Linked DNA regions of Homo sapiens: regions 1 and 3 are each linked to region 2. The links are chromatin loops, found by intact Hi-C in ENCODE. Cell type or tissue: MCF 10A. All regions are shown on one strand. Each heading gives the region's core, and the rest is flanking DNA. Links, peaks and the distances in the headings are about the cores only. Region 1 has its middle 180 kb from the start of COX18. Region 2 has its middle 50 kb from the start of COX18. Region 3 overlaps ADAMTS3 (ADAM metallopeptidase with thrombospondin type 1 motif 3).

Region 1 (10,321 bases), core at 1,449-9,448, 130 kb after region 2:
TGGGAGACCACGTGGAATTCTGATCTACAGATCTGTGAAATAATAGATGGATGTTTTAAGCTGATAAATTTGTGATATTCTGTTATGCAGCAATAGAAAACTATATAAACTATATAATAAACCCCACCAAAAAGTGGGCAAAGGATATGAACAGACACATCTCAAAAGAAGACATTTATGCGGCCAAAACATATGAAAAAAACTCATCATCACTGGTCATTAGAGAAATGCAAATCAAAACCACAATGAGATACCATCTCATGCCAGTTGAACGTTGTTCATTAAAAAGTCAGGAAACAACAGATGCTAGAGAAGATGTGAGGAAATGGGAACGCTTTTACATTGCTGGTGGGATTGTAAATTAGTTCAACCATTGTGGAAGACAGTGTGACGATTCCTCAAGGATCTAGAACTAGAAATACAATTTGACCCAGCAATACCATTACTGGGTATATACCCAAAGGATTATAAATAATTCTACTATAAAGACACATGCACATGTATGTTTATTGCAGTGCTATTCACAATAGTAAAGGCTTGGAACCAACCCAAATGTCCATCAATGATAGACTGGATAAAGAAAATGTAGCACATATAAACCATGGAATTCTATGCAGCCATTAAAAAAAAAAAGGATGAGTTCATGTCCTTTGCAGGGACATGGATGAAGCTGGAAACCATCATTCTCAGCAAACTAACATAGGAACAGAAAACAAAACACCACATGTTCTCACTCATAAGTGGGAGTTGAACAGTGAGAGCACATGGACACAGGGAGGGGAACATCACACACTGGGGCCTGTCAGGGGGTGGGGGGCAAGGGGAGGGAGAGCACTGGGACAAGTGCCTAATGCATGCAGGGCTTAAAACTTAGATGACGGGTTGATGGGTGCAGCAAACCACCATGGCACATGGATACCCATGTAACAAACCTGCACATTCTGCACATGTATCATAGAACTTAAAGTTTAATTAAAAACCTATATAATAGTCTAACATTAATTTATGAACATGTCATTTAAATATTTTAGAATTCTATTTTAATGTTTTTTAATCTTGAAAATGTCAATAAAAATTATTTACTTTAGATGGAAATTCATGTGGTTTTAGAATTAATACACTTTTTCAAATTCAAAATATTTTGACATTTTTCTCTATTGTGTGAGCAAAGGGAACACCCATAGAATCATGCAATCTTTACTGCTTTAAACCAAGTTTATGCTCAGGCTTCCTATGGAAGGTGATGATGCTAAACCTAAATCCAACTTAAATTAAAATAAGTTGGTATTTGGGGGAGAAAGTGTCAATGGCTCCAGTGGGTAGAGATTTGCACTAGATAATTGCTAATTTTTTTGAAGATTTAGATAAATATTTTTATTATCTTCTCAAAAATATTTAAATATGTATATAATATGTACATTCAAAACCTGATCTTTATTTCTCAATCTCACATTTAATAGTTAGCACTCTAACTCCATTACAAATTAGATTGTTCATGTAAAGAATTAGGGCTAACTCATTAAGTAAGTTATGATGCACTTTTAAATGGTTTATGTAAGAAATAAACTCTGATTATCTTAGCCATACAGACAAACCATTCCACCTATTCAATCAGCTTATACTGATGTCCCTTATAAGTGGTAGTACAGTTATTTTAAGAATATGTTGAATTGGCCGGGCGCGGTGGCTCACGCCTGTAATCCCAGCACTTTGGGAGGCCGAGGCGGGTGGATCATGAGGTCAGAAGACCGAGACCATCCTGGCTAACATGGTGAAACCCCTTCGTCTCTACTAAAAATACAAAAAAATAGCTGGGCGTAGTGGCAGGCGCCCATGGTCCCAGCTACTCTGGAGGCTGAGGCAGGAGAATGGCGTGAACCTGGGAGGCGGAGCTTGCAGTGAGCGGAGTTTGCGCCACTGCACTCCAGCTTGGGCGACAGAGCGAGACTCCGTCTCAAAAAAAAAAAAAAAAAAAAAAGAATATGTCGAATTATCTATCTTTCTTAGTAGACTCTAAGTTCTTTGAGGACAAGGGCCATATAATTTATCTTTTAAGCTATGTTTTTATTTTTTAAATTGAAAAATAAAAATTGTATATATTTGTGGTATACAATATGATACACACACATATTTTGAAATAGCTAAATTGAACTATTTAACATATCCATTACCTCACACACTTTTTTTGTGGTTAGACACTTAACATCTACTCCTGGTAATTCTCAAGAATACAACACATTGTTATTAACTATAGTCACCATGCTGTACAGTAGATCTCTTGAACTTATTCCTCCTGACTGAAATTTTGTATCCTTTGACTAAACATATCCCCAATCTCCCCCACACACTTTAATATTTAATTCTCTATAATTCAACACATTTTAATTACTCTTTTCATCTAATTATTACTTTTTAAAGATGAGCCCAGAATATCACAAACTCTTAAAAACAAATGCTTGGATGGAGTGAACATCACAGGCATCCCAGGAATCGTAGAGTGGTGCAATGAACTATGTATCACCTATGCCCTGTAGCTTTCTGAAAATCTACCCCCATACATAACATCTCACAGTCATGAAGACAAAGTTGACCTTTCCTAAGTGGTTGATCCATCACACCAAGTTAAAAATAAATTTGTAGTTTTAGAAATGAAAACCAATGATCAAGGAGCAATTTTATTTACAGTATAAATTTCCCCTTTGGAGGTGATACATGGGATCAAATGCCGAGTTTGTAAGGCTGTGGAGAGGAATATTTGAGTTTTTGTCTCATACCACAATTTCCTCTGAATAATTTTAGAGCCTGAGTAAGTCACGGACATTTATCAAAATAGCATGCCTGTCTCATTTTTCCTAGAAAATGACTTATTTTTTTATTTATATTTAGGAGTAACTAATTTTTTCATTTCCTGACCATTGCTCACTTACTCATTAGTTTGATAAATTTCACTTGACTATTCCCATATGTTTGTCCACTTTGTGAATTATTATGCATAATTACTCATTTCTCATACTCTGCATTTTAAGTACTTTCCTGATTGTGAACTCTTTTCACCAGATTTCAGGGAAGAGAAAAAAAAAGTGAAAAATATAACTGGCTATTATGAGAACTAATGACAAATCTAGAAGAGGTTTGAGATAAGAGCAGATCAAAATCATTGGCTTACCTTTGTTCATTGATGTACTATTATTACCTGAAATGGCACTTAGAAAATACGTGGTATTTATTAAATAAATAAATGAGAATTCTGGATTACTTGTGGGCTTTTTTTCATTGTTGAGCCTGCACTGGTTTCCCAGATGTATATTGGCTCATATTTTCCTTTTTGTAAATTTTGTATTCACATTCTTTGCCATTTTACTGATTAGTGGTTTATTAACCTGTAAAACATTATACACCTATAAAATAGTAAAACTGTGCCAAAAATGTTGCAAATATTTCTTTAAACATATTATCATATTAGTCTTTAAGTTATAGAATTACTGGTCCATGTAAAAAACTATTTACTTTAAATCCACAAAGACCTTCTCTATTCAGAGATCAGATATTCATCTAAGTTTTCTTAATTTTAAACATATCATTTAAAAACAATATATTAATTCACTTGGCATTTATTTTGATGTATGCTTTGTTTGACTTTAGGATCTAAATTGATTCTTAACTGGTAAATCAGCTAATGTGTTTAGTTGCAAGGAATTTATTCTGTCTGTTTGGGCAGAAAAGGAATTTATTAAATGGGTATTGGGTAAGTCACATAATCACCAAGAGGTTTGGAGAACCAGTGTGGAGGCTATGCAGACAGCATAATCAAATACCATCTTGCAAATCTGTCCTCTATGAGCCTCTGCTGCAGTTCACACAGTGAATGCCACTGGCATTGAACATTGGATATTCAGTCACTTGGAGCCCAGGACACTCAATCTTGCTGCAAAAACCACTGCTGAAAAATTCTTCGTGTTCCTCTCTTCTTTGGTGTATTCTGCACTCAATTCAACATCTGGGGCAAGCGTGTTATCTGCTAGAATGTAGGGCATAGTTCAGATGCAAGCTCAGAGGAGATTGGGAAAGTAAATACCTGCGTTTTTAATTACAATAGTGGCAGGTAGGTTTTTCCTGCCTCCAAAACTCATATGGAGAATAAGGAGAATTCTCTAAACATTAGGGTGGGATTCAGATGCTGAGATTACGTGGTTTTCTTTCTTGAAACTATGGATCAGTTCATCATAATATATGTTAAACAAACTTGCCATAAACTCTTGGTTTGTGGGGAATATTGGGTTGTGGGGAATGGAACACCTACTACCCCTTGTTTAGAGTTAAAAATATAATCTTTGTGGTGTAAGTGCTGAACATGAATTTCATCTTTGCCATATTCTTGTCTGTGATCTTAAGTAAATTAATTAACACCTTTCTTAGCCTTAGTTTGTCTGTCAGTTTGTGATGATTATGATTAAAATGAGGGTGACATCCTTAGCATAAGCCACATCTCTTAAAATGTTTTAACATCTGCATAACCTCTTCATACCACAAAGGGGCAGTATTTTTGGAATTTAAGATATACAGGAATATAAGATGCATCCTAATTATGTGTGAGTGTTATTTTTAATTATGCAGTTTTCAAACATACACAAAACTAGAAAGAATAGTTTATTGAATCACACTCTACATTTCACCCAGATTCAATAATTACCAATATTTTGCCATATTTGCTTCATATACGTTAAATGCATTACATTTGACTGGAAGTAAGCTCTGGAGGCTTTAATAGATATGTGTTCAACTTTTTTGGTAAGAATACTTCAAAGGTAGAACTGGCTGCTTCATGCTGTATCACAGCAGGAAGCATACAACATCTGGCCCCACTTTTATGATGCTAAGATTGATCAGTGTGTTCAGGTGGTGACAACCTGATGCCTCTGTTGTAAAATTCCTCATGAATACTTTCATCTAATGGTGTCATCTACTGACACTGTTTTTCTGGCTCAAATGTTTCATTTGGAATTCCAAAATGTTGATTTTTCTAATGCCACCATTCCTTGTACATTTATTAGTTGGAATTATCTTATCATTTAGGTCTATTTAGCTACCCGGAAATATAGGAAAATCAGATACTGGCAAAATTGATGCTTAATATTTTATTTTAAAAACGAATCTTTAGAAGGAGGAGTTGGTTTTCTAGTTACTTTCAATGGTAACCAATAGGTTTTTGATCTAGGGAGTGAGAGGAAATGCTTTCTCTCTTTTATATGCGTTTCTACACAGTTGATATGTTTCAGTCCACTGCATTCAAAAAATTTTTGATGCTCTGATTGTTCCATCTTTGGCTAAGAGGAGCCCTTCATACTGGCTTCTATGTTCTTTTGGTGTGGCCTATTGGTTATGAACTACATTGTACAGTATACCAAAATCCAGTGGGAAGTCATGAATTCTGAGTATATGGCAATTTTCAATAAATTATATAAATATATAAAATTAAATAACTAAGAGAAATATATTCATAGTGATACATAACAGGCAAAAAATGTAACAAATTTACTGGTAAATTGAGTCCTTTACTAAACATAGAGCACATATTGGCACTGTATTTTAATTAATTTTGTTGACGGAAAAGCTATCCACTAGATAAAAGAAATGTGGAAAAGTCTACATAGAACATGCAGGTGAGAAAATATATCAGTAAACATTGGTACAAATTAAATAGCAAAGTAAAATATGTTTACATGAATTTCTATACAAGTAGCAAAAGTATATGAAAATAAGTCATTTGATGAAATAACTGGTTTAATACATAAAGCAAAAAAATAATTTTGAAGGAATTACAATGTCATTCACACGCATATACAAAAAGCAAATATTCCAAGATATATTAATGTTTAGTCAATTTGGCCTGCTAAAACAAACTACTATAAACTGGGTAGCTTATAAACAATAAAAATTTATTTCTCACAGTTCTGGAGGCTGAAAAGTCCAAGATCGAGATATCAGCAGATTTGGTGTGTGGTAAGAGCCCCCTTTCTGGTTCATAGTTGTATCCTCACCTGGTAGAAGGAGTGAGCTAGAGCTTCAGCATCTCTTTCAGAAGGGTACTAATCCCATTAACTCTGAAAGACCCCACCTCCTAATACTAATATTAGGGATTATATTTCAACATATGAATTTTAGGAGGACACAGAATTTGGACCATGGCAATTAAGCTATTTTATTGAGTACTAGTAAGCAGTTCAAACAGGAAAATAGAAGAATTCTAATGGAAATCTGTGTTCAAGAAGATCACACTATGTAACAAACAGCAAACAATAAAGGTTTTATAATCTTCAAAACCTAGAACATGCTCTTCTTCAAAAGTATATAGATTATCAATCACAAAGCTTGATAATACATCATCTCCAGAAATTCTGTGGCATTTGTTCTCTTTATTATTGGCATTTATTTCACTAGAAATTAAGTCATGAGTGTTTTCAAACTATTCTTTTGTAAATACTATTACTCGTGCTTATTTGAAAAATCTGGTGGTTCCAAGATGGCTGAATAGGAACAGCTCCAGTCTATAGCTCCCAGCGTGAGTGATGCAGAAGACGGGTGATTTCTGCATTGCCAACTGAGGTACCGGGTTCATCTCACTGGGGCTTGTTGGATAGTGGATGCAGCCCATGGACTGTAAGCTGAAGCAGGGCAGGGCATCACCTCACCTGGAAAGCACAAGGGGTCAGGGAATTCCCTTTCCTAGCCAAGGGAAGCCATGACAGAAAGTACCTGGAAAATCGGGATGCTCCCACCCTAATACTGTGCTTTTCCAATGGTCTTAGCAAACGGCACACCAGGAGATTATATCCCATGCCTGGCTTGGAGGGTCCCACACCCATGGAGCATCGCTCATTGCTAGCACAGCAGTCTGAGATCAAACTGCAAGGCTGCAGCGAGGCTGGGGGAGGGTTGCCCACCATTGTTGAGGCTTGAGTAGGTAAACAAAGTGGCTGGGAAGCTCGAGCTGGGTGGCGCACACCTCAGCTCAAGGAGGCCTGCCTGCCTCTGTAGACTCCACCTCTAGGGGCAGGGCAAAGCCGAACAAAAGGCAGCAGAAACCTCTGCAGACTTAAATGTCCCTGTCTGACAGCTTTGAAGAGAGTAGTGGTTCTCCCAGCATGGAGTTTGATATCTGAGAATGGTCAGACTGCCTCCTCAAATGGGTCCTTGACCCCCGAGTAGCCTAACTGGGATGTGCCCCCCAGTAGGGGCAGACTGACACCTCACATGGCCGGGTACCCCTCTGAGATGAAGCTTTCAAAGGAATGATCAGGCAGCAACATTTGCTTTTCAGCAGTATTCACTGTTCTGCAGCCTCTGCTGCTGATACCCAGGCAAACAGGGTCAGGAGGAGACCTCCAGCAAACTCCAATAGACCTGCAGCTGAGGGTCCTGACTGTTAGAAGGAAAACTAACAAACAGAAAGGACATCCACACCAAAACCCCATCTGTACATCACCATCATCAAAGACCAAAGGTAGATAAAACCACAAAATGGGGAAAAAGCAGAGCAGAAAAGCTGAAAATTCTAAAAATCAGACCGTCTCTCCCCCTCCAAAGGAATGCAGCTCCTTGCCAGCAATGGAACAAAGCTGAATGATGAGTTGAGAGAAGAAGGAGTCAGATGATCAAACTTCTCTGAGCTAAAGGAGGTGTTCGAACCCATCACAAAGAAGCTAAAAACCTTGAAAAAAGATTAGAGGAATGGCTAACTAGAATAACTAGTGTAGAGAAGTCCTTAAATGACCTGATGGAGCTGAAAACCATGGCACAAGAACTACGTGATGCATACACAAGCTTCAGTACCTGATTCAATCAACTGGAAGAAAGGGTATCAGTGATTGAAGATCAAATGAATGAAATGAAGTGAGAAGAGAAGTTTAGAGAAAAAAGAGTAAAAAGAAACAAACAAAGCCTCCAAGAAATATGGGACTATGTGAAAAGACCAAATCTACGCATCATTGGTTTACCTGAAAGTGACAGGGAGAATGGAACCAAGTTGGAAAACACTCTGCAGGATATTATCCAGGAGAACTTCCCCAACCTAGCAAGGCAGGTCAACATTCAAATTCAGGAAATTCAGAGAACCCACCGCAAAGATACTCCTTGAGAAGAGCAACTCCAAGACACATAATTATCAGATACACCAATGTTGAAATGAAGGAAAAAATGTTAGCGGCAGCCAGAGAGAAAGGTTGGGTTACCCACAAAGGGAGGCCCATCAGACTAACAGCGAATCTCTCAGCAGAAACTCTACAAGCAAGAAGAGAGTGGGGGCCAATATTCAACATTTTTAAAGAAAAGAATTTGCAACCCAGAATTTTATATCTAACCAAACAAAGCTTCATAAGTGAAGGAGAAATAAAATCCTTTACAGACAAGCAAATGCTGAGAGATTTTGTCACCACCAGGCCTGCCCTGCGAGACCTCCTGAAGGAAGCACTAAACATGGAAAGGAACAACTGGTACCAGCCACTGCAAAAACATGCCAAATTGTAAAGACCATCAATGCTAGGAAGAAACTGCATCAACTAATGAGCAAAAGAACCAGCTAACATCATAATGACAGGATCAAATTCACACATAATAATATTAACCTTAAACGTAAATGGGCTAAATGCTCCAATTAAAAGACACAGACTGGCAAATTGGATAAAGAGTCAAGACCCATCAGTGTGCTGTATTCAGGAGACCCATCTCATATGCAGAGACACAGATAGACTCAAAATAATGGGATGGAGGAAGATCTACCAAGCAAATGGAAATAAAAAAAATAATAGAGGTTGCAGTTCTAGTCTCTGATAAAACAGACTTTAAACCAACAAAGATCAAAAGAGACAAAGAAGGCCATTACATAATGGTAAAGGGATCAATTCAACAAGAGAGCTAACTATCCTAAATATATATGCACCCAATACAGGAGCACCCAGATTCATAAAGCAAGTCATTAGAGACCTAGAAAGAGACTTAGATTTCCACACAATAATAGCGGGAGACTTTAACACCACACTGTCAACATTAGACAGATGAATGAGACAGAAAGTTTAAAAGGATATCCAGGAATTGAATCAAGTGGACCTAATAGACATCTACAGAACTCTCCACCCCAAATCAACAGAATATACATTCTTCTCAGCACCACATCACACTTATTACAAATTGACAACATAGTTGGAAGTAAAGCACTCCTTAACAAATGTAAAAGAACAGAAATTATAACAAACTGTCTCTCAGACCACAGTGCAATGAAATTAGAACTCAGGATTAACAAACACATTCAAAACTGCTCCACTACATGAAAACTGAACAACCTGCTCCTGAATGACTACTACATATGTAACGAAATGAAGGCAGAAATAAAGATGTTCTTTGAAACCAATGAGAAGAAAGAAACATACCAGAATCTCTGGGACACATTTAAAGCAGTGTGTAGAGGGAAATTTGTAGCACTAAATGCCCACAAGAGAAAGCAGGAAAGATCCAAAATTGACACCCTAACATTACAATTAAAAGAACTAGAGAAGCAAGAGCAAACACCTTCAAAAAATAAGAGAAGGAAAGAAATAACTAAGATCAGAGCAGAACTGAAGGAAATAGAGACACAAAAAACCCTTCAAAAAATCCATGAATCCAGGAGCTGGTTTTTTGAGAAGATCAACAAAATTGATAGACCACTAGCAAGACTAATAAAGAAGAAAAGAGAGAAGAATCAAATAGATGAAATAAAAAATGATAAAGGGGATATCACCACTGATCACACAGAAATACAAACTACCATCAGAGAATACTATAAATACTTCTATGCAAATAAACTAGAAAATCTAGAAGAAATGGATGAATTCCTGGACACATACACTCTCACAAGTCTAAACCAAGAAAAGTTGAATCCCTGAATAGACCAATAACAGGCTCTGAAATTGAGGCAATAATTAATAGCCTACCAACTAAAACAAGTCCAGGACCAGATGGATTCATAGCCAAATTCTACCAGAGGTACAAGGAGGATCTGATACCATTCTTTCTGAAACTATTCCAATCAATAGAAAAAGAGGGAATCCTCCCTAACTCATTTTATGAGGCCAGCATCATCCTGATACCAAAGCTGGGCAGAGACAAAAAAGAGAATTTTAGACCAATATCCCTGATGAACATCGATGCAAAAATCCTCAATAAAATACTGGCAAACTTAATCCAGCAGCACATCAAAAAGCTTATCCACCATGATCAAGTGGGCTTCATCCCTGGGATGCAAGGCTGGTTCAACATATGCAAATCAATAAATGTAATCCAGCATATA
Region 2 (10,321 bases), core at 1,132-9,131:
CATCAGCTGTGTCTATTCTTCAGCTCTGTCCACTTAGTTCTTCTACTCAGTTTTATTTCAGTTATAATATTTTTGTTTTAATTATTTCAAGCACTTCCTTTTTTGTTATATGATGTCCTTTTTAATGCTTGTGAAGATATTAATTATATTTCTTTTAAAGTCACTTTCAGTTTGCTGTATTTATTGTATTTCCTTAGGAAGTAGATCTTCTGTATATTTAGATGGATGCTCATATATCAAGGTGTTGGTTGTGCTGAACTATTTGGTGATTCTTGGTTGTGCTTTTGTCTTTGGTTTAACTTTCTCTGCTAGCATCTGTTATTGTAGCAGCCTGCAGTACCTGTGGGGAAAGGACGTGATGTGAGATGGAAGGACCCGCAAGTCTCCTTGTATAGGGAGGTGCTCCTTGTTCCTCTTGGGTGTACCTGGCCATCCAGGACACTGCTTTTTCTCTGCATTGCCCCGCCCCACCCTGCCCACACCCACCCAAGGGTTTCCATTCATTTTTCTTGTAGGGAACAGAGGATTCTGTGGCTATTCTTTGTCATAACCAGGATAAAGTGGTTGAATGGCCTCCAAAGCAGCCTGACCCTTGCCCTTGTTTCTGCCTACCTCCATGTCCACCAAACCCCCAAGTGTAGAGTGCCCTCAGAATTGTTCCCACCTCTTATCAAACTCCTTTTCTGAGTATGTCTTTGTCATCATTTCTATTGCATTGATGATGCCCCTCCTTGTCATCCAATGTTGTTATAGATTTATCCCTTAAAAAAAAATCTTCGGCCGGGCATGGTGGCTCATGCCTATAATCCCAGAACTTTGGGAAGCCAAGGCAGTAGGATCCCTTGAGCAACTTCCCAACCACTCTATGTCTGAACTATTTTTTCCAGGCCTTTTCACATGCCTAGGAACACTGCTTCTCTCTCTGCTTTAATCATCCGTCAGCTGAGGTATCACTCTTCTGGGAACTTTCCCTTGTCCCACACATGCGTGTTGAGTGGTGTGCAGCCATAGCTCTTGCACGATTCTACATGGCATGTATGATGCTGTTTTGTAACTGCCTGTGGATGTGCATCATCATTAGCACCTGCCCAATGTGGGGTGCAGGGTTTTACCCCTTAGGGCTAACACATAAAATGTGTTTAGTAGGTTCTTAAATCAATAAAATAATAATATTAATAACATAGTATCTATCACATACCTGTTGAACTGTACTTGTGTCAGCCCCTGTGCCGAATGCTTCTCATGCTTTAGCTCATTTCCTTCTTGCTTATTGGCTATTATAACCCCCAATTGACAAATGAGGACACTGAGTCTTAATGAGGTTAAATATCGTGCTCAAGGATACATAGTAAACAGTAATAAGGAACTCAGTCTGAATTTGCGCCCAAGTCTCTGATTTTAGCTAGATATTACTGAGTCCTAAAATGGAGAAGGAGGGAGGGAGGCTGGTGGCTGCAGAGGTTTATTAATCAAATTTGTGAGGGAATAGTAGATGGGATATATGGATCCCAGACATTTACTTATGGTTATTTTACAGTAACTTAAACCAAAGCATCTGAGTTGGTGAAAGTCACATTGAGAAAACTGACACCACCAGGTTTCTTCAAATATTGAAGGATCTACTTTTACCAGATCCCATAGCCAGAGAGTAATAAAGATGGGGCAAGAACCTAGGACTCTAGTGTCTCTAGCCAACATGATTTCTGCCAAGCTGAGCTGAATTCTAAATTAAGTTGCTCATATATTAGAAGTCCAGGTATTTGTCAAACATAGTCCTGAGCTGTGGATTCAGTTATGTGCAGGAAGCTCATAGCTACTTATTATTTTCAACTCTCCCTTAACTTTCCATGGTGATTTGTAATACCTTGAGTATACACAAGCCTTGGAATCTCAGAACTCTTTTTATTTACTCCAGCTAATGTTACGAAGATTAGATGTGCAGAAGATTAATTTGAAACATCATGCAGATATTTTGTTATTGCTGAGAGATAAAGCTGGCACATAAAGGTGGAACCTTCTGGAAACAAACTTCTTGTCCTTCACTGATAGCAGTTGGAACTGGCAGCATTTAATGTTACTTATTGCAGACATATTTTCTTTCTTTCTTTTTTGTTTTGAGATGGAGTCTTGCTCTGTCTCCCAGGCTGGAGTGCAGTGGCACAATCTCAGCTCAGTGCAACCTCAACCTCCCAGGCTCAAGTGATTCTCCTGACTAGCCTCCCAAGTAGCTGGGATTACAGGTGCGCCACCACAACCAGCTAATTTTTTGTATTTTCAGTGGAGACAGGGTTTCACCATGTTGGCCAGGCTGGTGTTGAACCACTGGCCTGAAGTGATCCACCCACCTTGGCCTCCCAAAGTGCTGAGATTATAGACGTGAGCCACCACGCTCAGCCTGCAGACATATTTTCATTGTCAAAATGGAATGTTATCTTTTTAGTTAAGGCTTACCTGGGATTTTTGTAGTTCTAGTTTATCTACTGACTCTCCAAAGTAGAACTATACCTTAATGTTATGCGTCTTTCTTGCTGTATAGGCAGCAAGTGGAATCACAAAGGTGTTAACAAATGAGATAGTGAGACAGATAAGTCTAATTATTTGACAGAATATGTATATTTGCATGTCTCCTTTTCATTTGGTCTTGCTCTGTTGCCCTGGAAGCTGAGAGATGGGAGTACTTTATTTGATTAACTAATTTTCAAGTCTGTGACTAGAGAGAGAACTCAACTGGATTTTGAACTGACTTATATGAGTTCCCTGAAATGAGAGTTAGAGATGATTAATGCCTCTAGGTGGTGCCTGTGACCTACATATGGAGAGGCAGCGGTAGGACACTGTAGAGAATAGCCTGATTTTTTTTTTCTTTTTTTTTTTTTTTTTTTTGGTATATGATTTTAACTTCCCAATTTCTATGAGAGAGGCAGTGTTAAAGACCAAAATAGTGAATTTGGGGGTCTGTACTTATTCATTTCTCATTTTTTTTCAATTTCCTTTGTTTTCTCCCTCCTTGGGCAGATAATTCAGAAAATTGACACAAGAGGGTAAAACCTCAGGGGGAAATTTAGCATTTTTAAAACTTATGACTAGCAGTTTATGTTTTTAGAAGTGATGAAACAACTGTTTCATGTACATATCAGCATATAATATTTGTGTAATAAGCAGACACAGAAGTCATTCTGTTAGAATTCTAATATCTTTCTCTGGATGCCTATACATAGCAAGTCTGTCCCTCTACCTTTTAGCTCAAGAGTATAAAGAATCTCTACTGTTTTTAGTTTGTCAAGTTTAATTTGATCACTCAAGTGTTTTTTTCCAAGTTGGCATCATGTGGGGTTGGAACCAAGGTGCATGTCCTTGTATTAGGCTAAAAAGCAGTGCTGGAAGGACCTTGAGAGATCAGCAAGTACAGGAATTTTGAGATCTGTGGTTTTCATGATCAATAACATTTCAATCACAAAGAGTCTAATTACATCTTGAATTAAGAGTCACTAAGCAAAGCACACATAAATCACACGGTCTGTAATTAACAGAGCCTGCAGTGAGGCCCTGGTCAACCTGTCTCTGGATTCCAACCTGCTCAGCTCTCCTCTCTCAGTAAGTTTCAGTAGCTCTTCAGTAATTTCATAGACTAAAAATCTGTGGGTCAGTTTAAGGTTGGTGATGTTTTTTACATGGTGAGACATTCAAGCCACCCTTCAAATCCAAACCATCAGTCACACCACCAGTGCTTCATAAAAAGGAATATTTGGCCGGGTGCGGTAGCTCACACCTGTAATCCCAGCACTTTGGGAGGCCGAGGCAGGTGGATCACCTGAGGTCAGGAGTTCAAGACCAGCCTGGCCAACATGATGAAACCCCGTCTCTACTAAAAACACAAAAAATTAGCTGGGCAGGGTGGTGGGCACCTGCAATCCCAGCTACTTGGAAGGCTGAGGCAGGAAAATCTCTTGAACCTCAGAGGCGGAGGTTGCAGTGAGCCGAGGTCACCTGCCATTGCACTCCAGCCTGGGCAACAAGAGTGTAACTCTGTCTCAAACAAAGGAATATTTGAGCACCAAATAGGTAAGAAATATTTAATCTCAGAATCGATGATAATCTTTTAATTTAGTAACTTCACTTTAGGTAAAACTCTATATTGTTCATCTCACCAAGGACAAATGAACTCTCTTAGTTTGCTGGTGTCCCACAAGCAAGGAGCAGAGAACTGAGTTCTTATTGGGTTCGATAGGTAGAAACTATGATAGTTCTAGTTTCTTCTCTCTTTTCAGTTGTTGCTAGTGAAGGATACACACAAAAACTAAGAGGCAGAATGCAATAGGCAGAAAATAGATTATTCCATAATGAAATTTTCAATTCTCCATCAGTATGGCATTTTAATTTTCTGAAAAATCTATTTTGTTTCTGAACCTTATTTAGAAATGTACCAGTAGTTATTCAAGGAAAAGAATAATGTTTACTGCTCCATGGCAGAAATTATGCTCGATGTTTTGCATACTTATTTAATCTTCACTACAACTCAGAAGCAGCCTCAAGGAAAATTAGTTTTTTTGCCTAAGTCTCACAGTGACGAGTGAGGTCCATATGCCTGCTTTCCATACCACTGATTTTCTTGATGTTTTGTTTGTTTTTTTTAGCCCACAACTAACATCATATGATTTTCATGATGTTTAGTATTTTCCTTAGAAATATGTAATAGCATTTTCTTACCATCTGGAATTAACCATATTATTGCCTATATCTACAAATTCTCCTGAGTTCATTTTACCATAGCTGTGGTGAAAGGAGGGGCTTTTTGGAAGCACCAAGCAAGTATTAGTGGAGGGGAAGAAATGGAAAAGAGCTACATTTGCTGGCCGATCAATGTAGGGGTAGTGTAGAAGAATTCAAGCCAATGATAACATTTCTTCTTTTGGAACCATTTCCCATGAAAAAAATAGTTAAAATTCCCCAAGAAACCAATCTTCACTAATATCACCACCAGGGGGCAATCAACACTGTCAGATTGTGGTGGTTCCAAATGCAGTAAAAATACAGCACCACCGGTTTTTTGTAATTATACCTTTTCTCTTTTTCCATTTTTTCTTTCCCAGAATAATGGGTACACTAGGCAGATATTTTGTTCTTTAATGTATCTCGACTTTGAATGCTTTTATAAGATTACATGGAAAATAAATAATTCTTGTATGATGTTTAACCATATATTATGTACGAAGGATTGATTGAACTTGCTAGTAACCGTGACCATTTCCTTTTAGGATAACTTTTCTAGAACCTTCCATGAAGATGATGCTGTAGGATAAATATGCCACTAGAATGCTCCCTGCCTCCCATCTCCAGTTCTCTCATTTTATTCAGTTCTAGTGTATTGTGAATTTCTTTCCCATTAATGAAAATTTTCTGGCCCCTTGGTTTTCAGATAATTTTCTTCTAAACTCTTACATAGGGAATTCCCTCTTACATAGGGAATTTTAGTGTCAATTCCCTATACCCCACTTAGTCCTGTACGACTTAACACCATTCACTTTTCAAGTGTTTCTTTATTTCTTTCACAACCGTAAAAGCTCCAGGGAGGACAATCAATTGAAAACTTTCTCCCCAGGCCACAATAGTCTAGGGTTGAAACTGGGGTCTCGATGACAATAATAAAACATATTTTCAGGTTCTTTCCTCACTCAATTTGTGAGAACTACAGGTCCCCCAGGTTTTTTCAAACTAATTCTGTGAGTCCGCCTTGGTTTTCTTCCATGCGCTGGTCCATCAGTCTGCGTGGCTGTCAGGATGGGTCAGTGCTTCCCTTTGCCCCAGCAGTGAGGCAGGTGGGGCTCCTGCTGGACAGCTGGCTCCTGCCAGTGCTGTCACCACCACCAGGGCTGCCCATCAATCTGGTTCCTCCCCAGCGCCTTCTGCAGAGGTAGCCTCTTCGACCTCACTCCTCAGGCCTCTGCACCGCAAAGGTGATCCAAAAAGGAGAATTATTAATCCTCTCTTGTGCTGTGTTCTATAGCATGACACCATGCAATATGAACTTGTGGTCATAAAATCTTACAGAATTTAGAAAAGTAGGAATTTTACTGTTGTGCACCTTTTATTTATCTTTTCCACCTTACAAACTATGTTTTAAATATTTTCTGATTTACAAAATCATTTCAAAGCCCTCAATGAGAAATTTTATAATACAAAAATGTTTCTCTGTGCCTGTTGTGGTGTAAGTATACGTGTACATGTGTATGCCTATGTGCATGTGTGTACACTTGATCTTAGGCACAAGCCTGAGATTTTGTGCATGTGTCTACACAAGATGTTTTGCTTTTACCAAACAGCATGTTATTGTGTAATTTAAATAATTTATTTGGTAAAAGCCTGTGTCTGCAAAATACAAACTCTTTCTGTTAAACATCCAAATCAAAATGGCTTGGGTACCAATCTGACAAAGAAGCACACAGTGCAGGCTTTTCCCTGGTTTCTTTGTTCCAAGTATCCTGAACACCTACACTCATACCTCAACTAATTCTTGTTGCTCTCCTCTGGCTGCCTTCTCAAACTTGAATGTAGCCCTGAGGGTCACAGGCTGCATCTCTTAACTCCCAGGAGAGTTCAGCCTTGGACTCAGTTACCCCTGGGCACTTTCTTCACTATGATGTCACAGCTGTTAGGGAAGTTCCTAATACCCTGCTTGCTGTTGTCCTTGCTCCTGGTAAAAATATCTATGGATCTGCAATTTGAGGTTTGAAGGAGATATTTCTCAGCATGATGCTTAGTTGAAGTGTCCACAGCAACATTGTCTGGTCCATGTAGACAACTTTTGATTCATGTATTTACTCATTGACTCCCTCATTTTTTCTTTCATTCAGGGAAAATATTCATTGAGTACTACATGCCAGGAACAATGCTAAGAGCTGCACAGAACTTTACTTCATGGTGTCACAGGGCCTGGGTGTGAGGAGCTGAGATAAAACAGGTTCCAGCATTAGATGTATGCTGATCCTGAAACCTGCATTCCCTTCAATGCCTAAGGCCCTGGATCTCAGTTCTGGTGATCGGCAGCCTAGTCTTTCTTATTTGGGTTTCCTTGTGGGACATAACGTTTTTGTTTATGTCTGCTTTGGCTTGGATATATCCACCCTCTCCCACACTAGTGAATCAGACAGATTTTTAAATCTTTAGATTCTCAAAATTATGGGCCATTTCATTTCTTATCAGGAGGCACCATTTACTGTGTATACATTTATATAAGCAGATGGTACTACTCAGCTCCACCAAATAGACCTAAGCTCTAAATGCAACTACTTTGTTGAAAAAGGTGACAATTCTTTTACCTATAGAATCTGAGCCCCCGTTCAGCTGTAATATCCTATAATAACTATGTATATAATTTGGAATTCTTCCCTCCTCCTCCTCGACCCCTTCATATTCTCAAACTTTATATATATAATAAATGCTAGCATATATCATTAAATATTCATTGAAAAAGATCTTTAATACCCACATAATCATCCATTATGTGAATGCACCATAAATTATTTCACCATATTACTGGATAATTTGTTTTTTTAAAATACATTTTTGTTGTTATATGAAATGCTATGATGAGAAATCTTGGATATAAATGTCAGCCTACATTTGATTATTTCTTTAGGAATAATTTCTAGGAGTAGAATTACTGGCTTTTATTAAACATGACTTTTTTTTTACAGCAACTTATGAGAAGCTATTCCACCATATCTTTGTTAACAAAAGTTTTAGCATTTATAATTTTGAAATGATAGATGCATTGTTTTAATTTACACTTTTGTAATTACCATTAAGACTGAACATTTTAGTATGTTTGTTGGGTTTTGTGTTTCTGTTAATTTCAATGCTTTTTATATTTATTTATAATCTTCCTTTATATGATCAACATAATGGCCTTTTGTTATATGTGTGCCAAGATCTTTTTCTTCATTGTGTAGTTTTTCAATTTTGGTTATAATATTTTAGCTATGTACAAACTTAAAACTTTTATGCACTCAAATCTTTTCATGTTTTTCTTTGTTATTTTCTAGCACTATCATTCATATTCAAGTAGCAGCAAAATATTTATATATATTTTCCTGTTTAATTGTTTTATCCAAAAACTATTTTAGGGACCTGTAAAGTTTAATATACTTTATAAAATAGCTTCAGCTGGGTGAGGTGGCTCACGCTTGTAATCCCAGCACTTTGGGAGGCCAAGGCAGGCAGATCACAAGGTCAGGAGATCGAGACCATCCTGGCTAACACGGCGAAACCCCGTCTCTACTAAAAATACAAAAAAAGTTAGCCAGGCATTGTGGCGGGTGCCTGTAGTCCCAGCTACTCGGGAGGCTGAGGCAGGAGAATGGCATGAACCCAGGAGGCAGAGCTTGCAGTGAGCCAAGATTGAGCCACTGCACTCCAGCCTGGGCAACAGAGCAAGACTCCGATTCAAAAATAAATACATACATAAATAAATAAAATAAATAATTAAAAAATAAATACAATAGCTTTTTTTTTCTCCCAAAAGTTTGTCAGTTTATCTTACATCCTTTGTTAACTAATGCTCGACTTTCTCCATTGTTTTATGATGTTGGCTATTTATATACTAGGTTATTCTATGAACTATGGTTATTTTGGGCTTGTCTATATTGTTTTATTATTCTGCCTGCCCCTAGACCAGTATAAAATTGACTTAATTACTGTGATTTCGAAATAAATGTTAATATTTGGTGAAGCAAGACAACTTTATTACTGCATTAAAAATATTTTATTATCTTTTCTAATTCCAAAATAAACTTGGAATAATTTTATCTAGTTGGGATTTTTCATTACATCATTAAACCAATATTGGTGGAGTCCTTCTGTGTGCCAGACATTCATTATTCCAGGTGCTGGGGAGTGAATGAGATGTCACTGTGTACAAGGCAGGTGGTCATTGCTCTCATGGGGTCCACATTCTCTTTGAAGAGACAGACAAGAGACAAAAACAGGAATGGATATACAGTGCAATGTCAGGTAGTGATAGGTGTGACAAAGAGAAAAAGTAGGGTACAGAAAGAAAATGAGGAGTATGATACTAATGATGTCCAATAATGTTTCTTTGAAGAGGTGGCCTTTGAATAAAGTAGCAGAGTGGGTGGGAAGGAATAGCTACAGGTGGAGGGAACACAGGTACAGAAGTCTTAATGTGGTAGAGAGCCTGGTGTTCTGGAGGAAGAGTGGGAAGGCCCTGTGGTTGGAGGCAGTAGGGGGTGAGTAGGTGATGAGGGCAGAGATGTAGTCGGCAGCTGGGGGCCAGACAATGCTGGATTCTGTAGGTCCTGAAAAATAATTTGGATTTTAGTCAGGTATTTTGATGAAAGTTGTGAAAATTTTATGAATTAATTTGGGAAAAAATGAAGAAAATATGTGTCTCTGAACATGTTTTGTTCTCTTTTACTCCCTTTCTCCTTCTTCTTTACATTTTATACCTTTTTCTCCTTCTTCTTTACATTTTATAGTAAAAAAAAAAAAAAGTGTCTTGTAGCCGGGCATGGTGGCTCACGCCTGTAATACCAGCACTTTGGGGGCCTAAAGTGGGAGGATCACCTGAGGTCAGGAGTTTGAGACCAGGTTGGTTTCGAGACATGGCAAAACCCAGTCTCTACTGAAAGTACAAAAATTAGCCAGGCATGGTAGCATGTGCCTGTAATCCCAGCTACTTGGGAGGCTGAGGCAGGAGAATTGCTTGAACCCGGGAGGCAGATGTTGCAGTGAGCTGAGACCGTGCTGTTGCACTTCAGCCTGGGCAAAAAGAGTGAAACTCTGTCTCAGGGAAAAAAAAAAAAAGTGTGTTTTTTTTTATATAGGTCCTTCACATTTTGTTTTTGGGTTATTTCTAGGAATTCTGTATATTTCTAGGAATTCTATATATGTGTAATGTTATTGTTAATGGAATATCTATTCTATTGTATTTTCTAACATATTTTATGATATAGAAGAAAGTGTGGATGTTTATGTATCTTACATTTGAATACTAAAATTGAAGAGATTTTCAATTAAATCTTTACGACTTTTGAGTAAACAATTTTAATTGTTTCCAATATAATATTGGAATATTCCAATATTGTCTTCCAATATAATGACAATTTGTCCTCTCCATTTGCATAGCTCTATCAGATCAAGAATGATTTTGGATATCTTCACTTATTTTTTGCTTATGGAAATCACTCTAAAGATTTACATGTAATGTCATTATTTTAGAATATTTATTTACTTGCATACTAAAAGAATTTTCTCTAGTTCTGGTTTTTGAAAGTTATTTACTTTTTCCTAATGAATAGATTAT
Region 3 (10,321 bases), core at 1,547-9,546, 510 kb after region 2:
TAAGGATAGCTTTGGCTATTCCAGGTCTTTTGTGGTTCCACATAAATTTTAGGATTGATTTTTCTATTTCTGTGAATAACATCTATTGGTATTTTGCTAGGGGTTACATTGAACCTATAGATTGCTTTGGGTAGTATGGACATTTTAACAATATTGATTCTTCAAATCCATGAACATGGCATTTTTTTATGTTTTGGTGTCCTCTTCAATTTATTTCATCAGTGTTTTATAGTTTTCATTATAGAGATCTTTTATTTCTTTGGTTAATTCCTATTTAATTTTATGTGTGGCTATTGTAAATGGCATTACTTTTTTATTTCCTTTTCAGATTGTTCACTGTTGGCATATAGAAATGCTACTAATTTTTATACGTTATTTTTGTATCCTGCAACTTTACTGAATTTGTTTATCATTTCTAATAGTTTTTTGGTGGAGTGTTTAGGTTTTTCCAAATATAACATCATATCATCTGCAAACAAGGGTAATTTGACTTTTTTCTTTCCAATTTGGATGCCCTTTATATCATTCTCTTGTCTGATTGCTCAAGCTAGGACTTTTAGTACTATGTTGAGTAACAGTGGTGACAGTGGGCAGCCTTTTCATTTTCCAGATCTTAGAGGAAAGAGTTTCAGTTTTTCCTCATTTAATATGATACTAGCTGTGGGTCTGTCATATTTTGCTTTTATTATGTTGAGGCATGTTCCTTCTTTACCTGATCTTTTTGAGAGTTTTTTTTTTTTTATCATGAAGGGACATTGAATTTTATCAAATGCTTTTCCAGCATCAATTGAAATGATCATATGGTTTTTATTCTTCATCCTGTTGATATGATGTATCACGCTGATTGATTTGCATATGTTGAACCATCCTTGAATCCCAGGGATAACTCCCACTTGGTCATGATGAATGACCTTTCTAATGTATTGTTGAATTTGGTTTGCTAGTAGTTTTTTGAGGATTTTTGTGTCAGTATCCATCAGACATACTCACCTGTAGTTTTTTTTTTTTAATGTGTCTTTGTCTGGTTTTGGTAACAGGTTAATAGCAGCCTCGTAGTATGAGTTTGGAAATATTTGCTCCTCCTCCATTTTTCAGAATAGTTTGAAAAGGATTGGTATTAGTTCTTTAAATGGTTGGTAGAATTCATCAGTAAAGCCATCAGGTCCTGGGCTTTTCTTTACTGGGAGAGTTTTCATTATGGCTTCAATCTTGTTACTTGTTATTGGTTTGTTCAGATTTTGGATTTCTTCGTGGTTCAATCTTGGTAGGTTGTATGTATCTAGGAATTTGCCCATTTTTCTAGTTTTTCCAATTTATTGGCACATAGTTGCTCATGGCAGCCATTAATGATCCTTTGAATTTCTGCACTATTTGTTGTAATGTCTGTTTTTCATTTCTGATTTTATTTATTTGGATCTCCTCTCTTCTTAGTTTGGCTAAAGATTCATTCATTTTGTTTGACTTTTCAAAAACCCAATTTTTTGTTTCGTTGATCTTTTGTATTTTTTCTTTTAAATTTCAATTTCATTTATTTCTGGTCCGACCTTTATTTTTTTTTTCTTCTACTAATTTTGGGTTTGCTTTGCTCTTGCATTTCTAGTTCTTTAAGATGCATCATTAGATTGTTTATTTAAAATTTTTTCTCTTTTTTGATGTAGACACTTATAGCTATAAATTTCCCTCTTAGTTCTGCTTTTGTGTATCTCAAAGGTTTTAATACGTCATGTTTCCATTATCATTTGTTTCAAGAAATTTTTCAATTTCCTTCTCAATTTCTTTATTGACCCACTGGTCATTCAGGAGCATATTGTTTAGTTTCTATGTATTTGTATAATTTCTAGAATTCCACTTGTTATTAATTTCTAGTTTTATTCCATTGTGGTTAGAGAAGATGCTTGATATTATTTCAATTTTTTTGAATGTTTAAAACTTGCTTTTTGACCTAACATATGGTCTATCCATGGGCATAGTAAAAGAATGTGTATTCTACAGCTCTTGGATGAAATGTTCTGTAAATATTTATTAGATCCATTTGGTCTATAGTGTAGATCAAGTCTTGGCTCATATTTAACTTGGTAAAAAAATTATACAGTACGTATTTTTTGTTAACTCAAATTATGCCAAAATAGTATTCCTCCTAAGAAATTCTTATAGAATGTAATAATGAATAGCTATGACTGATTCAATATTGGTATTATGAAATTACTCTTGTTTATGATTGAATCAGCCAGATGATATTTGTAAAAACATTCCTTCGAAAATTCAAATTCTTTTCTCTAACTCTTCTTTTTCTTGGAAAAACTTATTAAGGAAATGAAACGTATTTAAATCAGAAACTCATTTAAATCCTTTTTTGACTCATCTTCCTAATGTAAAATATGACCATACTCATTGTTTTCTCCAATTACCTTGAAAAATATCTTAGAAAAGTAAGATAAAAATAACTCTCAATTTTTTAGGTTATTGGTGGGAGATTTTAACCACTAACCCATTTTAACTCTTCCATTCAGTCTGCTTATAGGCCTCTAAAGAACTATTGCTATGAGTGAGTCATTGCTGAGGTACTGAGACAAATGTAACACCCCAACTGTTAGCTGTAATTTATAGAGAGGAGATTTGCAGGGTCAGTGGAAATGTGTGTTTAGGGGGACTTCTATGTTTTACTTTAATGACTTATGAATATTTTACAATGTGCATGTGTTTGTTTATTGCCCTTCAGAGATGTGGTTTTGAATTGTGCATGTAACTATGCATATTATTGTTATGGTGAATGATAATTTTGCACAGTCCATGTTATTATGCATTTTACTTGCATATATTCTAAGGTAAAAATGACATACTTGATGTTAATAGAGGCATATGTGACTTAATAAATCAGCATAAATGTAAAGCAGTAAACAGGCAATAAGGCGTTAAATATGCAAGTCAAAAAAGGACATTTGACTGTGTACTGGATATTCATAACAGGAGATTTCAAACCTTTAGTTAGAAAATAGACAGATAGCCTGTGGAGGGTTTTGTTAGGCTAACAGGATAAACACAAGAGTGGCTCTTGATTTTATGACAATCTGAAAGGGTTTCATGGATGCAGTGGTGGGATTTTTATAGTGCTTTAAATGCTCATTGAGAAACAGTGCCCTACAAATAGTGTACCGAAACAAGGTGTGTTCTCAAAATGTGTCTCTCTTATCAGTTGGAGTTTTTTGGTTGCTGGCAAGAGAAATGCTATCTGGATAACATCATGAAATAATGAAATATACTAGAAACATATTAGGTAATTAACAGAAATTGAAGGCAAACTTAAGCAACCAAGCTTCAAGAGCAAGAACTGGGATAGTGAGAGGACTCACAATCAAAACATAGTTCCTGGGAAATTGGAATGGTTAGGTTCCAGCTATTTCGTATGGCCCTTATCTAGATTTAAATTCTCAGGAGTCAGATTCTGATTGTACAATCTTGGATTGAGTTACCAAGGCACAGTAACTAACAGCTCATCAGAGCTGCTGAGACTCAGCAGGGGTTGCCCTCCGAAAGAGGCATAAGGTGTGGTTGTCACAAGAAGAGGAAGGGAAGCTGGGCAGGCATATATAATGGACCTGCCACAGACAGTGATGGTGCTTTGTAGTTCTTTTTTAAAAAGTAAAAATAAAAAATAGGCCTGAGTGGTCTCAAACTATATTTATACACACTTATATATGCAGATATACACATTCACACATACATATTTTATATACTGCATTTAGATAATCTCTGCCACTTTTTCCTTCATTCACTATTCTTGTTGATATATGGAGTGGTACACTACAGTCTTCTTTTCTCCCCTCAAAGAAAAAATTTAGAAGAAGGTGGATTAGAGGCTTTTAGTGTGCTTCAGGCACTTGGAAATAGCAAGATAGTGCATAAAGACCAACTCTGTGAACTTTAATTCAGGAAGAAAAATGGGAATCCACTGGAATCATGAAGGACATCCCAGATCCTGGTGGGGGAAAATGTGGGCAAACAGCCACATGACAGAGACTGGCTGATAAAAGTGAGTGAAGCCCCAGTATGTGAGAGAAGCAGAGAACCTCCCTCTGTGACACACTTTTCCACTGGGTATGTGAGCAACCCAGGTCAAGGAAGAACGCTCTGTTTCTCCCAGGTCCTGGAGGTAACTTAGGGAGAGGCTTAGAGATGCTGTGAGGGAAAGATACCAGAAAGAGCTGCAAGCATTTCCCTAGATGTGGGACTGAGAACAGCACACAATTTTTAACCTGAGTTCATATAAAATCAGCCATTCTGTGGTGAGCTGGCATGATGGACATGTAGGCATTTTAGTCTTGGGCCAGCAATTGAACTGCTTGCTTTGGAGCAGGGTAGGGGTCACCACAGCCAGAACTTTGGAAAGTGCCTCAACAGTTGGCACTGGAATTGTGCCCTCCCCCAATCACAGTTCTTCTGAATGATGAGACCTGCAGCCAGGGCCAGCTTGACAACCTGGATCTGGTCTGCATGTGCCATTGCTGGGTGCCCCAGCCTGTTCCCCTGAGATTTTTGTGCAGCAGGGTCTTCTCTGTTCCAGAGCCAGGCAGATCTCCAGGCTTTTTGAGCATCCCTTCACCTTGATCAGCAGCCTAAGCCACCCCACTTTTCCTGTGCATAGATCGTAGTGCAGTGGAGCCCTCTTTGCTCTATACATAAGCAGATCTCCAAGAATTAGGAGCAACTGCTAGCATAGACTAACAGCCTGAGTCACCGCATCTTTCTGTGCAGAGATCTGGGTATGGGGGTGCCCTCTCTGCCTCATGCTCAGGCAGATCTCCATGCATTGGAAGCCCTCATTTGCCTGGTTCTGCAGGCATAATTGCCCCACTCTTTTTGTTCAGAGATGTTGGTGCAGGGACACCATCTCCACTCCACACCCAGGCAGATTTCCAAGCATTTGGAGCACCTGCTCACCTGGAACAGCAGCCTGAGCTGCTTCACACTTCCTATGCAGAGAGATCCTGGTGCAGGATGGTCCTCTCTGCTCCATGCCCAGGCAGACCTACAGCCATCTGGAGTGTCCACTTTCCAGGATTAGAAGTCTAGGCTGCCCCCTGCCATCTCCAGGCAGGGAACTCAGGGCTAAGGAGGTTTCCCAGTTTCATGCCTACCTATACCTCTGGGTACTTGGTGGCTGCCCACTGGACTGTCTCTTAGCACTTGTGCATGTGCCTGCCATCAGGGGACCTGTAGGTGTATTTGTCCATCTTGCCCTTCCCCTCTACCGTCTCCTTCCAGGGCTGAGGAGGGAGCTTGGACTGCTGTGCTTTCCAGGAGTCAGCCCATTCCCTGGGGCAACAGACAGCTTTTACCAGTAAACAAGGATCAAGCATATACCCTGCCTTATTGGCCATAGCCGGCTCTTACCCATAAGCGCCATCTACTGACTTATAGGTCAAATTGCATACCCCAGTAAAAAAATCTACCAACAGAAGTGCATAGTGCTATAGGGTCAAAGACAAAAGACCTTACCCATCATTTTCTTCAGTCACACACTCTAGGGAAGAGGGTAAAGAGACAGGGAAAGAAGAAACAAAACAACAGTATTATAGAGAAAAAGAAAAAATCCTACCCACATGAAAATAACTATAAAAATTAGAATTGCCAGCATCTCCAAATGATAAGGAACTAGCACAAGAATTCTGACACCATGAAAAATCCGAATGTAGTGACACCACCAAAGGGTCTCACTAACTCTCCAGCAATGGTCCATAATCAAAATGGAAACTCACAAATGACAGATAAAGAATGTAAAACGTGGATTGCAAGGAAGCTCAACAAGATCCAAGTCAAGGTTGAAAATCAACACAAAGAAATCTTCTAAAGCAATATGGGAAATGAAGGGAGAGATAAACATCTTAAAAAGAAATCAATTAGAGCTTCTGGAATTGAAAACCTCACCTAAGAAATTTCAAAATATGATTGAAAACTTTATAAGTAGCTTTACCAAGAAGAAGGACTTTCAGAGATTGAAAACTGGGTTTTTGAACTAATCCAGTGAGTTAACAATAAAGAAAAAGAATTAAAATAAATGAACAAAACATTTGAGAAATATGGGATCTTGTAAAGCATACAAACATACAAATTATTGGTGTTTCTGAGAGGAGGTAGAGAAAGAAAACAACCTGTAAAAGATATTTGAATGAAAAATTTAAGAAAATTTTTCTAACCTTCCTAGAGAGGTAGATATCCAAGTATAAGAAATCCAGAGAACACCTATGAAATACTATACAAAACTAACATCCCTAAGGCATATGGTCACCAGACTGTCCAAATCCAGTGCTAAAGAAAAAAAATTAAATGTAACCAGAGTAAAAGGTCAGATCATGTACAAAAGGAACTCTATTGGGCTAACAGTGGTCTCAGCAGAAACCTTACGAGCCAGAAGAGATCAGGGCCTATTTTCGGCCTTCTTAAAGACAAGGAAGTCCAATCAAGAATTTCATATTTCACCAAACTAAGCTTTATAAATGAAAGAGAAATAAAATATTTTTTCAGACAAGCAAGTACCAAGGGAATTTACCACTAGACCAACTTTACAATAAATCTTGAAAATGATAAAACAATACCTGCTACCACAAAAAGACACTTATGTACATAGCCCACAGACCCAATAAAGCAACCAAACAGTAGAAACTACAAAGCAACCAGTCAACAACTTCATGATAGCATCAAAACCTCACATATCAATATTAAAATGTAAATGTTCTAAACATCCCACTTAAATGGCAGAGTGGCAACTTGGATAAAAAAGCAAGACCCATCCATCTGCTGTCTTCAAGAGACCTATCTCACACATAATGACATCCATAATATCAAAATAAAGGGTTGGAGAAAAATCTATTATGCACAAAGAACACAACAAAGAGCAGGGATAAGTATTCTTATATTAGATGAAACAGACATTAAACCAACAACAGTAAAAAAGGACAAAGAAGGATATTACATAATGATAAAGGGTTAAATTCAACAAGAAGACTTAACAGTCTTAAATATATACACATCCAACATTGGAGGACCTGTATTCATAAAGTACTTCTAGACCTGTTAGGAAATGTAGACAGTCACACAATAATACTGAGGGATTTCAACAACTGACTGACAGCCTTAGAAAGCTCATTGAGGCAGAAAGCTAACAAAGAAATTCTGGACTTAAATTCAACACTTGACCAATTGGAGCTGATAGACATCTACTGAATACTTTACCCATCAACCATAGAATGTATATTCTCAATTGCACATGGAAAATACTCCAAGATAGACCACATGCTTGGCCATAAAGCAGTCTCAATAAAATAAAAACACTGAAGTCATACCAACTATAATCTCAGACCACAGTGGAATAAAAATAGAAATCATTACCAAGAAAATCTCTCAAAACCACAAAGTTACATGGAAATTAAACAACTTGCTTTTGAATGAATTTTGTGTAAACAATAAAATTAAGGCAGAAATAAACAAATACTGTCAAGGCTGGGAGTGGTGTCTCACGGCTATAATCCCAGCACTTTGGGAGGCTGAGGTGGGTGGATCACAAGGTCAGGAGTTCAAGACCAGCCTGGCCAAGATGGTGAAACCCCATCTCTAGTAAAATACAAAAAATTAGCCAAGCGTGGTGGTGGGCACCTGTAATCCCAGCTACTTGGGAGGCTGAGGCAGAGAATCGCTTGAACCTGGGAGGGAAAGGTTGCAGTGAGCTGAGATTGCAACACTGTACTCTAGCCTGGGCAACAGAGTGAGACTCCATCAAGAAAACAAAAACAAAAGAAACAAAAAAAACCTTTCAAATAAATGAAAATAGAGACACAACATACCAAAAATATCTAGGATACAGCATAAGTAGTGTTAAGAGGAAAGTTTATAGTGCCAAACACTTACCGAGGGGAACATCACACACCAGAGCCTGTCAGTGGGTGGCGGGCTAGGGGAGGGATAACGTTAGGAGGAGTACCTAATGTAGGTGATGGGTTGATGGGTGCAGCAAACCTCAATGGCAAGTGTATACCTATGTAACAAAACTGCATGTTCTGCACATGTACCCCAGAACTTAGAGTGTAATAATAATAAAAAGAAGTTAGCAAGATCTCAAATTAATGATCTAACATTGAACTTAGGGGAACTAGAAAAATAAGAACAAACAAATCCCAAAGCTAGCAGGAATCACTTAAGTCAGAAAAGAACTGAATGAAATTGAGACCCAAATATCCACACAAAGAATCAAAGCAACCAGAAGTAGGCGTTTGAAAGAATAAACAAGATTGATAGATTGCTCTTTAGATTAACTGTGAAAACAAGAAAGTCCAAATAAGCACAATAAAAAATGGCAAAGGTGACTACAACTGATTCCACAGGAATACAAATGATTCTCAGAGACTATTATGAACACCTATGTACACACAAACTAGAAAATCTAGAGGAAATGAATAAATTCCTGGAAACACGCAACCTTCCAAGATTGAATCAGGAAGAAATTGAAACCTTGAACAGAATGGTATCAAGTTCCAATATTCAATCAGCAATAAAAAACTTACCACCAAAAAGAAGCCCCAGACCAGATGGATTCACAGCCAAATTCTACAAGATGTACAAAAAAGACCTGGCACTAATCATACTGTAACTACTCCAAAAAATTGAGGAGGAGGAACTCCTCCCTAACTCATTCTATAAAGCCAGCATTACCCTGATACCAAAACCTGGCAAAGACATAACAAAGAAACAAAACTATAGGCCAATATCTCTGTTAAACATAGATGCAAAAATCTTGAAAAGGAAATACTAGCAAACTAAATCCAGCAGCACATCAAAAAGTGAATGCACCATGATCAAGTAGGCTTCATTGCTGGGATGCGAGGTTTGTTCAACAAACACAAATCAAAAAAGGTGATTCACCATATAAACAGAATTAGAAAGAAAATCATACGATCATCTCAATAGATGTGGAAAGAGCTGTTGATAAAATTGATAACATCCCAGTATGATAAAAAAACCCTCAGGAAATTAAGCATTAAAGAAATATACTTCAAAATTTTAATAACTGTCTATGACCAACCCATAGGAGACAACGATACTAAGCAGTCAAGAACTGGAAGCATTCCCCTTGAGAACAGGAACAGGAAGCTAACTCTCACCACTCCTATTCAACATAGTACTGGGAGTCCTTATCAGATAAATCAGGCAAGAGAAAGAAATAAGATATCCAAATAGGAGAAGGAGTCAAATTATCTCTCTTTGCTCATGATATGATTCTAGAGCTAAAAAAACCCTAAAGACTCTGTCAAAAAGCTGCTGGTACTGACAAATGATTTCAATGAAGTTTCAGGATACAAAATCAATGTATAAAAATTAGTAGCATTTCTATATATCAATAATGTTTAAGCTGCGAGCCAAATCAAGAACACAATCCCATTTAAAATAGCTTAAATAAATATACATAAAATACCTAGGAATACATGTAACCAAAGAGGTGAAAGAGCTCTACAAGGACAACAATCAAATACTGCTGAAAGAAATTATAGATGACACAAATAAACTGAAAAAAATTTCATGCTCATGGATTGGAAGAATTAATATTGTTAAAATGGCCATACTGTCCAAAGCAATTTACAGACACATTGCGAGTCCTCTCAAGCTACCAATGTCATTTTTCACAGAATTTGAAAAAACTATTTTAAAATTCATATAGAAACAAAAAAAGGCTCAAATAGTCAAAGCAATGCTAAGCAAAAAGAACAAAGCCAGAGGCCTCACATTACCTGACCTCAAACTATACAATAAGGCTACAGTAACTAAAACAGCATGGTACATGCACAAAAACAGACAAATAGACCAATGGAACAAAATAGAGAACTCAGAAATAAAGCCACATGCCTACAGCCATCTGATCTTTAAAAAACTTAACAAAAGTAAGCAATAGGGAAAGGACCCCCTATTTAATAAATGGTGCTGGAATAGCTGGCTAGCCATTTGCAGAAGAACGGAACTACTCCTACCTTTCACTTTATATAAAAATTAACTCAAGATGGATTAAAGATTTAAATGTAAGACCTCAAAATACAAGAATTCTTGAAGAAAACCTGGGAAATACCATAATCGATACCAGCTTTGGAAAATAATTTGTGACTGTGTCTTCAAAAGCAATTGCAACAAAAACAAAAACTGACAAGGAGAACATAATTAAACTAAAGAGCTTTTCTGTACAGCAAAATAAACTATCAACAGATTAAACAGACAACCTACAGAATGGGAAAAGTATTTGCAAACTATGCATCTGACAAAGATTTCATATCCAGAATCTATA

The links. Hi-C counts contacts between places; a loop is a spot of excess contacts. Peaks named below come from ENCODE experiments on the same cell type or tissue, not always from the same donor. Only the 100,000 strongest peaks of a DNase experiment are listed, where the experiment ranks them.
Region 1: a loop joins it to region 2, with 9 times the contacts of the local background. A loop is called at or near these places in 7 of 110 quality-filtered maps.
Region 3: it touches region 2 in a loop (12-fold over the local background); 68 of 110 quality-filtered maps call a loop at or near these places.

The regions. Positions count from the first base shown.
Region 1 is chr4:72,881,058-72,891,378 of GRCh38, reverse strand. No RefSeq gene overlaps it. Among named protein-coding and RNA genes, the nearest start is that of COX18, 180 kb to the left of the region's middle. In MCF 10A, for the core only: CTCF peaks have their summits at 4,344 and 4,554; no DNase peak of the experiment used is centred there.
Region 2 is chr4:73,014,311-73,024,631 of GRCh38, reverse strand. No RefSeq gene overlaps it. Among named protein-coding and RNA genes, the nearest start is that of COX18, 50 kb to the left of the region's middle. In MCF 10A, for the core only: CTCF peaks have their summits at 2,798 (motif pointing right) and 4,991 (motif pointing right); DNase peaks (open chromatin) are centred at 2,801 and 4,991.
Region 3 is chr4:72,500,495-72,510,815 of GRCh38, reverse strand. The region is part of intron 3 of ADAMTS3 (ADAM metallopeptidase with thrombospondin type 1 motif 3); the gene reads left to right. Among named protein-coding and RNA genes, the nearest start is that of ADAMTS3, 64 kb to the left of the region's middle. RefSeq lists an enhancer at 5,170-5,464. In MCF 10A, for the core only: a CTCF peak has its summit at 5,403 (motif pointing left); a DNase peak (open chromatin) is centred at 5,365.